2 separate regions of the Homo sapiens genome follow, and region 1 is linked to region 2. A link is a contact called in ENCODE Hi-C data. All regions are on one chromosome and are shown on one strand. The core of a region is the stretch at or near the end of the contact, and the rest is flanking DNA. Distances in the headings are between cores, read along the strand shown. Region 1 holds the start of CTNND2 (catenin delta 2). Region 2 overlaps CTNND2 (catenin delta 2).

The links. Hi-C counts contacts between places; a loop is a spot of excess contacts on that map. Pooled maps may share reads with other maps.
Region 1: a loop to region 2 is called in a map of Calu3, with 2.5 times the contacts of the local background. The contact joins the promoter of CTNND2 here to the enhancer-like site in region 2. A Hi-C loop is called at or near these places in 2 of 168 maps with a recorded cell type or tissue (Calu3 and posterior cingulate gyrus) and 4 of 50 pooled maps.

Annotation. Positions count from the first base shown.
Region 1 is chr5:11,902,773-11,907,672 of GRCh38, reverse strand. It overlaps CTNND2 (catenin delta 2), which reads left to right and starts at 3,227. Exons shown (of 22, transcript NM_001332.4): 1 at 3,227-3,856. The coding sequence starts at 3,820.
Region 2 is chr5:11,788,510-11,793,458 of GRCh38, reverse strand. All of the region lies in intron 1 of CTNND2 (catenin delta 2), which reads left to right. Among named protein-coding and RNA genes, the nearest start is that of CTNND2, 110 kb to the left of the region's middle. Within about 2 kb of position 1,503, at least 2 of the 41 ENCODE cell types and tissues checked have a DNase peak (open chromatin) inside an H3K27ac peak, as active enhancers do.

The DNA.
Region 1 (4,900 bases), core at 1,978-4,477, 110 kb before region 2:
CTTCTCTATTGTTTGCTACTAATTCTCCAAATTTTGGCCAATACTGAACCACAGCGGATGGATGCTCAATAAACATTTGCTGAATGAATGAATGATACCATCATAGGAGTTGCAGCAATAATAAAAGGCAATTTGAGTGAAAATGTGAAGTTTGCAATCAAATAGTGAAATGACCCACACGTTGATCTTAACTAAAATGGTTAGTTTAAATTAGTTAACTACTTTACAGTCTTCAAAAACTTAGAGATACTTTCAGGTAACAAATATCATAACTTTTATGATCAAGAGCAAACAGTGTGTGTTAGCCTCCCAAATATATACACACATGTACTTATGATGACACTATTGGGTTACTATTTCAGGTAATTTGCTTTAAAATTTAAATTGTGAATTGAAAGAAGTATCATTACTCTCCCTATTTAAATGCTGAACAGCAACAATAATCACTCACCTGATTTCATTTCCCAATTTGAAAATTTCTCAATTGTTTATCAATGGGTAATTCACTTAAAAAATTACAAAAATATTATCTTCTATTTGAATCTCAATAGCAACAAACAATGCCATATTGAAACAGCTGTGACTTAAATAAGAATGCCATTCTCCTAAAATCGACATACTTTGAATTACAAAATAAGACACATACATTTATAAAAAATATTTGGAATTGTTAGATTTTATTTCTAAAGTTAAGTTACACTTCCATATAAAAACGTTTGCTTCAAATTTTGAAAAGTGATTTGAAAAATCAAGAGATATAGCATTTAGTATTTATATGTGATTTCTGTATCAGATAACTCTATTAATGCATAAACAGAAGAAATACAATGAAGGTTTTTCACTGAGCATTGAGTACTGTAATTTGAAAATAATAAACTAATAATGTTCTAGTCTCATAGTGAATTTGAGGATTCAGAATATTCCTTTATATAGGAACTATCGGAAGCAGGAGGCAAAAGATGGCAGCAGTGAGTCGTTCCAAGATCTAACATTATACATGTTCATTTTGCTTTATTTTTCAATATTATCTAATTGTGAATTGAATAATATCTTAAGTTACAAATTATTCTAGAATAATAAAAGTCATAAATGTTTCAATGAAATGGGGCACTGAGCAAATGAAATCAAAGCAGTCCAGGACATTGGACTTTACCACTCTGCTTCCTAAATAACCATATCACACCAGCCCCAGCCCCAACAGTATCTGTAGGGACTGCCTCCAGCTCATTTCCCAGACACACAATTAGTTGATAGAATTTGTCATTGCTCATCTCGATAGTAACTAAAAAACGTTAGAAAATTATTTTCTTTACTTAGATCTATATCAGGCATAAAAGACACATATATTACCTGTGGATAGCATCTACACATCTACCTCCATTTTAATCTAAAGAGTAACTGATGTCCCCTCATCTCCCTTTCCACCTCCCCACTGACTTCTTGAGTTAGAAGATGCAAAGAGAAAACCAAACGATAGCAGACTGACAGAAGCTCAGGTGGGAACTAAGAACATCTCTTGAAATATAATGTGGCCTAATGGATATGGTGCTGCTAATTTGTCTTGTACCACGTACTCAGTGTAATTGAACTGCCTTTCTGAGAACTAAGATAAAAATTACAATTAAACGTGTGATGAAAAAAATGGTCTTGCATGTCTTCCCTCACAGGACTCAGGATATTTTAATATCAAACTGGCTTTAAGACACTTGGAGTTAGCTTGGAGAACTGTTTTTTGCAGGTGAGACAAAGCCTGTGTGTGCATGTCCACACCTGGGGTAGGAGGAATAAAAGCGAACATTTGTACTGTTGTCAATAGTCTGCTTAATCTGCTCCTCCTAGCAATTATTTGTTACCTATTTAACCTCTGTACCGCTTTTCTCCTTCACTCTTACTTCCATTTATATTTCAACTTACTCCCAAGTATAATAAAGAATAGACTTGAATATTCAAATCATTTAAGTTTGTTGGATAATCTCTTTCAACACAAAATAGAAGCACAATGTTACTGAGAATCGTAAGCACCAAATCCCTTTTATTACAATTTCCTGCATTCTGTCATGCTTATTTGTGTTTCAGAAACAAGCTCTGCGGGGGTGGGGGGGGTGGGGGGGGTGGAGGAGATCACAACCTCAGACAGTCTGCGGTGTTCAGGGTCATGCCCGTGGCATAATTAGGAGGAACATTCGACCTGGCCCCTGGGCAGGCTGTGCCCTGCTTGGCTTGGCTTGTGAATGCAGCAGACGTGAGCCCCGTCCTGACTGCTGCTGAATCAGAGGGACAGGGGCGAAGGCCCAGAGGCCTTCCTTGGCACATGTTTTGGGTTTCGTTTTTCAACAAGACTTTGAATACGGTGATTCCACTTGCTGTATTTCACAGCAGGCTACGCATGGGGAAGTCCCGATGGGGTCAAGGAGCAGTCAAGCCAGGAGGTGATATGGAAAACTGATTTGAACGTGAAGAAGGCAATGCGAGATGCACTGGAAGACTGTGGGGAAGGATCAGGGGAGTGGTTCACTTTGAAATAAGGAAGAAAAGGAGGAAGAGAAGGTGGCAGAGATGCAGCAGAAGATACCAAGAGAGGAGGACAAGGTGGCACAAGAAGGGGAGGAGAGAGAACTTAATCTGCTCAAGTTCCAGACTGGGCAAGGGTCTTTCTTGCAGGAAGTTTACAGACATTCCAGTTTCAAATCTGAAGTGATTTTGCCTAAGGAGAAACCCTCACTACCCGCCAAAAACATGCCATCTGAACAGGGAAGGTGATGGCAAGATTGGGCAGGTGCTGTGGAGAAGACCTCTGCTGGACTTCGTGCCTCCTTAGCTCTGGAATCACAGGATCTGCAAGAGCATCTACCTGCGCTCACCAGCACGTTCCGCCAGCCTCCCTCCCCCAACCCACCTGGCCACTCTAGGACCCCTCGCACCCTGGTCCTTTGTTGCAGGCTGACATCTGCCCCACCAGAGTCAACTGTCAGCGCCTTGCACGTGAATTAGGGAAGCGGAGTAACCTGGGGTTCCATCCCTTCCCGGGTCCCTTCCAGCTTTCGCCTAGCTCCGGAGCATCCACCCATCTCAGGTCCAGGGCGTGCGTTCCCAAGGATGCTCGGCCCTCTCCCAACCCGCGGCCTCCTCCCCTCTCTCCCGCGGCTGCCGCTGCTGCCGCGAAAACCAGGAGAAGTGGAACGCGCGCGGCGAAGCGCCGCTCTCGCGGCGGCACTGGGCATGCTCCGCACCCGGGGCCGGTTTCGGCGGCGGGGCGGACGCTCCCTCACTAGCCGGGCGCCCGGGCCGGCCGCCGAGGTTTAGGTGGAGGCTGAGGCTGCCGCGCGCCGCGGGAGGAGCCTCGCCCTCGGCGGCTGAGGCGGCGGCGGCACAGGTGGCGCGGGCCGCGCGCGGGGCGCAGCTCGGGAGCGCTCGGCGCCGGGCGCCGCGGCGGCCCCAGGCTCGCGCCCGCGGCGACAGCCGGCTGAGCGGAGCTGCGGGCGCGGCGGCTGCTCTCTCAGCCCGGCCGGCTGGCGGCGGCGCCCGGAGCCCCGAGGAGCCCGCAGGAGCCCGTGGAGCCCGCGGAGCCGGGCAGGGGGCGCTGCGCTCGCCGAGCTCGGAGGGGCCGCCGGGCCGGGCGCTGCGCACTCGCGTCGGGAGCCGCCTCTCGCCCGCGGCGCTCGCCCCTGCCGCCCGCCAGCATCCCTTGTCCCGCGGCCGCGCTCAGACAACAAAAGCGGAAGATGCTGCAGTTGGGCAAGGTCAGGACCTTGCCCTGAAGCCGGGCGGCGCCGCGCACGCCTCTTCCCGGACTGAGGAGCTGTCGCCGGCGGAGGGTGCATGTTTGCGAGGAAGCCGCCGGGCGCCGCGCCTTTGGGTGAGTTGCGGGGCTGGGCGGCCGGGGCCGGGCGCAGCCTCCTCCCGGCGCCGTCCTCCTCCTCTTGCCGCTGGTGGGGGTGGTCCTGGGCTCCCGGCCGGCAGGCGGCGGCGGCGGCTGCTGCGGGGTTTCTGCCTGCCTCGGGGAGGACCGCGATCGCGCCAGGTCCCCCTCGGAAGCCGCTGTGCCTGGAAGGGGGTCCGGGGTTAGTGCCTTTCTTGGAGCGGTTACCAAGTGGCTGCCCTGCGTGCTCCCCCTCCCTGCCACCCATCTCCCCGGGAGGAAGCGTATTTAGGGCAACACCGACAATGCTGCTCCCCGCCACCCTGAGAACATACTCGGTGCATTCATGACGTCCCTAATATACGGGAGGAGACGGGGTGGGGGTGGGGAGGACTTCCCTCCAGTCTTTTGCCCTTATGTTCAATGTCATTACGATGTTTGGCTAGAACAAAATGGAAAGACTTAGTCATATGCGTCCATGGCCGTGTCTTCAGGCTCCCGCGGCTTGCCAGACCCTGAGCCCCCTTGGTCTATATTTAGCGGCTTCCCAGCAAGCCTTTGCAGCCGGCTTCACAGGTTTCGGGGGCTTCTGCGTGCTGACAATAGACAGCCAGGCTCCAGAAAGCGCCGCCTGAAAGCCAGGTTTGGAAGGCTGTGCGTGTGTATGGGAGATGAGCGATGCAAAATTGGGGTGATCCGTAATTAATGGCTGAAAGCGAAGCTGCTTTTTTCTTTTTTTCCCGACCCTCATCTTATTCTGGTGTGTAGTGTGTTTTCTTCGATTGCCACTCGGCAGGTTGAGCCTCTGCTTTCAGAATTAAGTCACTAGAAAGGTGATGCAGCCTCCCTGGTGTTTGTGGTAGGAAAACAGACTTGGGAATTTTTGGGGTGTGTGTGTGTGTGTCACAAATAACAGTTACTTCCAAAATGCCCAAAGTTGTATTTTGCTGTAACCGTGGGGGTATGAAGGGTGTGGGAGATGAGAGATAGAGGGGCAGGTTGTGTTTCCAAGGTGTTTTTTTTTCTTTTCTTTTCTTGTGT
Region 2 (4,949 bases), core at 254-2,753:
AACAATCCTATTTCCAAATAGGGTCACATTCTGAGGTATTGGGGGTTAGGACTTCAACATATGAATCTTGGGAGGGACACAGTTTATCCTGTAACCAATAATACTGTGTGTGACATTATGAAAGGCATCAAGGATGAATCCAGGTTTTTTGGACTGAATTACTAGAGGAACAGAATTGCCATTTCCTGAGAAATGGAAAATGGAGAGGAGCAAGTAGGCAGAGCAGATCAGACGTGGGGCCTCGGAAAGATCCACCTGTTGGGCCTATGTGAAGAGTGGACATTTATAGTAAGGGTCGGGAGCCCCATAAACCAATAGCACAGCAAACTGTAAAATATTTGTCAAATTCTTTATCTGTGGAAATCGACATCAGTTACCTTAGTGTCCATTGTATGGAAAAAATTATGAAAATTGATTGCATTAGAATTTTTAGCCATCTAAAGCATTTCTAATTTTACTTAAAATGCATCGCTGGGAAATCATGATATGTATTAGAGAGTTCTGTAAATGTGGACGTTTTTTCCCCCTAAATAAATGTGGCTTCTGCCATTTATCCCTGAGTTAGTTTATCATTTTAAGCCTTTGTTGGCAAGAGTTTTTTGGCTGTGAATGGAATCTGGCAAGGAAGCCTTCCGTAGGGAAAGAGGAAATGGAAGCAGAATAGAAGCATTGTGTGCTGCTAGAATATTTTTCTTTTAAGAGGACATTGCTGTTTTATTGGTGGAAGTAACCATGGAATTTGATAATTAAAAGAAAGAATCAGTAAAATTCTAGGTGACAAGAAGTGTAATTTTATAAAAAGCCATGTCAGGCATGAATAATATCTTGAACACTCAATTCATCGGCCTTGATGTGCTTCCTCTTAGACCCCTGCTGTACTTGTATTTAAATATTTGAAAGCGTTCATGCTTGCACAAAAATATGTGGGGAAGGAGCATCTCAGGACTTTTTCTCTTTCTTATATTTGCAGACCATGTTAATAAAATATTCATGCATTCATTGATTTAACCAATACTTTTGAATTACTTAAAAATGGAAAGCGAAACATAAGCCTCAGAACTAGTTTTGCTAGTTACAAATTTATGCTAACAATCATTAATGATGGATTTTTGTGGCATGTACACATTTAGACAGTTTTTAAAATATATATGTGTGTGTGTGTATTTTAAAGAAAATTGTGTCTCGGTATCTAAATCAGTCAGCATTGCCTAACAGTTTTTGAGGGTAGAACATTGCAATAATTATTATCAGTTCTTCCTAACTATGTAATTAGAGCATTGGGTTTGGCAGGCATTCTCTCATTTAAACTGATTATCATTGGAGAATAAAAACTTTGAGACCGCATGGTCTAGAGAAGAGAAAAGAGAATTGATGGTGAGAAATTCTGGTTTCATTCCCAGAGTTAGAATAGCTTCATCATATGACTTGGACAGCAAGTCAATTAATTCTATTTGTAGAATGTTAAATGCAGTCACCCACTTTCTTGGCATGGCATCCTCATCTTTGATCCTGTTTGACCAGTGTGAAACCAGCATGACTGCATTTTGTTTGCCTAGAGTATCTGATCAGTTAGAATAACAATTGACTTTGCTTCTCTCAGCACTCAGAAAATAGGGAGGGATGGGGAGGGTGAAATTCTGAAGACTGAGATTGATACTACCTAGGAAAGATTATGGATCCCAAAGTTTAGCAGTAATGAATTAATAGGATAAATGTTAATTCTGAGGCAAGAAAGAGCCTCAATGTCCCAGATTCGTTTTCGTGAACCACTTTCATAGCAAAATTACATTGGAGATTAAGCTAGTGTTTCTTTGTTCCATGAAATTGTGTTTCTATGGCAACGTTTGCCAAATACATTATCAAATATACTTAACAGTTACAGTCACACCCATTACCTAGTGGATTGATGAGCATCTGATGCACTTTTAATAAATCTTCAACATAAGTAGCCATCGTGGCATTTATGCCATTTATTCTCTGACCCTTTCGGCCATTTCCTTCCATTTGTTCTAGCTGGTGTGCACTTGAGAACATGTTCTTGCTTTCATACTAGCTCAGATAACATTTGGCTTAATATCAGCATTTTCTTGTTGCACGGTCTTCCTCTTGGTTTGCTTGACAACCTGAACCTCTAAGTTATTTCATGGCTCTGATCCATGAGATACCCCCTGCCCATACCCCGCAGGCTGCTGTAACAAAGTATGACCAACTATGTGGTTTAAAATAACTGAAATGTATTATCTTACCCTTCTGCAGGTTAGAAATCTGAAATCAGAGTGTTGGCACAGCCATGTTCCCTCTGACATCTCTGGAGGAGGATTCATGCCTCTTCCAGCTCCTGGTAACCCCAGGCATTCCTTGCTTGTAGATATGTTGCTCCACTGTCCGCCTCTGTCTTCCCATGGTGTTCTCCCAGGGTGCCAGTGTCTTCACATCATCATCTCTCTTTTTTTAAGGACTCCAGTCCTGTTGGATTGGGCCCATCCCATCCCAGTGTAACCTCATTTGAACCAGTTATGTCTGCAAAAATCCCATGTCTGAATAAGATCATGTTCACTGATACTGGAGAATTAAGCCCTCAACGTATCTATCTGGGGAATACCATTCATTCTGTGACAATTGCTATGTGGGCTCCTGACCCTACCACATGGTGTTCATTCCCTCCACTGTCAGATTGTCCCAGGGTCTGTATCTAACTTTTGATTTTGTAAATAAATGCCAATTTGTTTTCAAAGGACTACCCGTAAACATTTCTTTTATGAGTGATATTTGTAGATTTACTGTGTAAACTCTATGCATCACTCAACATGCAGAGACCAAGGCTGACATATTCAAAGAAGCAAATGTTCACATTCACATTCATCAAGAAAAATCAGCACATCATTACGTGTAGAAAATCTTGTGTGCCCTAGGTACACTGTGAGCATTACCTTACTCAGTCATTACAGCAGCATATAACGTAGGAATTATGTTCATTTTACAAAGGAAGAGAGCATAGGTTTAAACTGACACAGTAAGGGGACCTGTCAGCTCTGACTCAAAAGCCCATGCTCAATCTACACCTCTATGACATTGTCAGTCAACTCAGAGGGCTCCAGGACTTCATATTGAAATGTTTTTCTAATGAACAGCAACAAGCATATGGCAGGCACTAAGTGGCTGAAACTTCTTCTGGAGTAGGGGATAATGGAAAGACTGACAAATGAATGACATGATGCAATTCAAATTGATTAACCAAAAAAAGTTTATTTTTGAGAAATTTAATTTTTAGATAAGCAATACAGGATACCCCAGTAACCCGGCCAGAAATGGAAATCAGTAAATGAAATGATAGGTCCAGCTCAATTTTAAACACTGGAGCAAATTCAATCCTCGAAGCATAAAAACTAGTTATAGCAAAGCATGTTTTGTTGCAAATATGCAAGGATGGCTCAATATTAGAAAACTCATGAATGAAAACTAGTACATTAATACTAGTCAGAAGAAAGGCTTTCTGGTCATCTCAGCAGATGTTCAACATACATTTGATAACGTGTAATACCCAATCTTGGTTAAAAAACAAATCTCTTAGCAGAATAAAATAAAAGGAAGTTCTTAAACTTGTAAAGGAGTTACCAATCAGAATATTATATTCAGTGGTGAAATATGAGAAGTATTTTAATTAAAATCTGGAATGTTATGCTTTGTATCACTTCCAATATTCAACATTGTATTTGAGATACTAGGCAATTCTAAATATGGCAGGGGTAAAAAGATTTGGAAGCAAGAAATATGGCATTATTTGTAGACTTTATAGTCTATATACCCAGAAAACCCAAGGGAGTAACTGAAAAGCTATTATAACTAATAAAAATGAGTCCATTAAGATATTCAGATTAAATCTCAAAATACAAAAATCAATAGCTTTCCTCTATACCAGCCATAAATAACTAGAAAATATAATAGAAAATATATTCTTACTCGCAGAAATAATAAAATTATAAGATGCATAAATAAAATCCTAACAAAAATATGCAAAACTTTTTAGGAGATAAATTTCATAGAAGCTCATAAAGAAGAACAGGATAAAAGGAGACAGTAGAAGGTTTGTGAATGGGAAGGCAAGAGAAAATTACTCCTAATAAACAAATTTAATGCTCTCCCACTCCAAAATCCAAAGAAGATTTTTCAGGAGTGGCAAAAAATTGATTCAGAAAGTCACATGAAAATGTAAGTGAACAAAATAATCCAGGATAATTTAGAAAGTAGTAATAATGTTAGGTCAAATGGTATTTCTAGTTCTAGATCCTTGAGAAATCACCACACTGTCTTCCATGATGGTCGACTAGTTTACAGTCCCACCAACAGTGTAAAAGTGTTCCTATTTCTCCACATCCTCTCCAGCACCTGTTGTTCCCTGACTTTTTAATGATCGCCATTCTAACTGGTGTGAGATGGTATCTCATTGTGGTTTTGATATGCATTTCTTTGACATGGATGAAGTTGGAAACCATCATTCTCAGCAAACTATCGCAAGGACAAAAAACCAAACACTGCATGTTCTCATTCATAGGTGGGAATTGAACAATGAGAACACTTGGACACAGGAAGGGGTACATCCCACACCAGGGCCTGTTGTGGGGTAGGGGGAGGGGGGAGGGATAGCATTAGGAGATATACCTAATGTAAATGACGAGTTAATGAGTGCAGCACACCAACATGGCACATGTATACATATGTAACAAACCTGCACATTGCGCACATGTACCCTAGAACTTAAAGTATAATAAATAATAATAATAATAATGTTAATAAGACAAAGTATGCATGAGCACTGTGCTTGTTTTTATTTACATGGATTGCATCACTAAGCTCTTAAAACAATGATATAACTAGAAATAGACTTCTACGTATGTGAGAATTTCATATATAAGGGAGAAACAGAGGAGACTTTTTCAATCAGTGCTGTT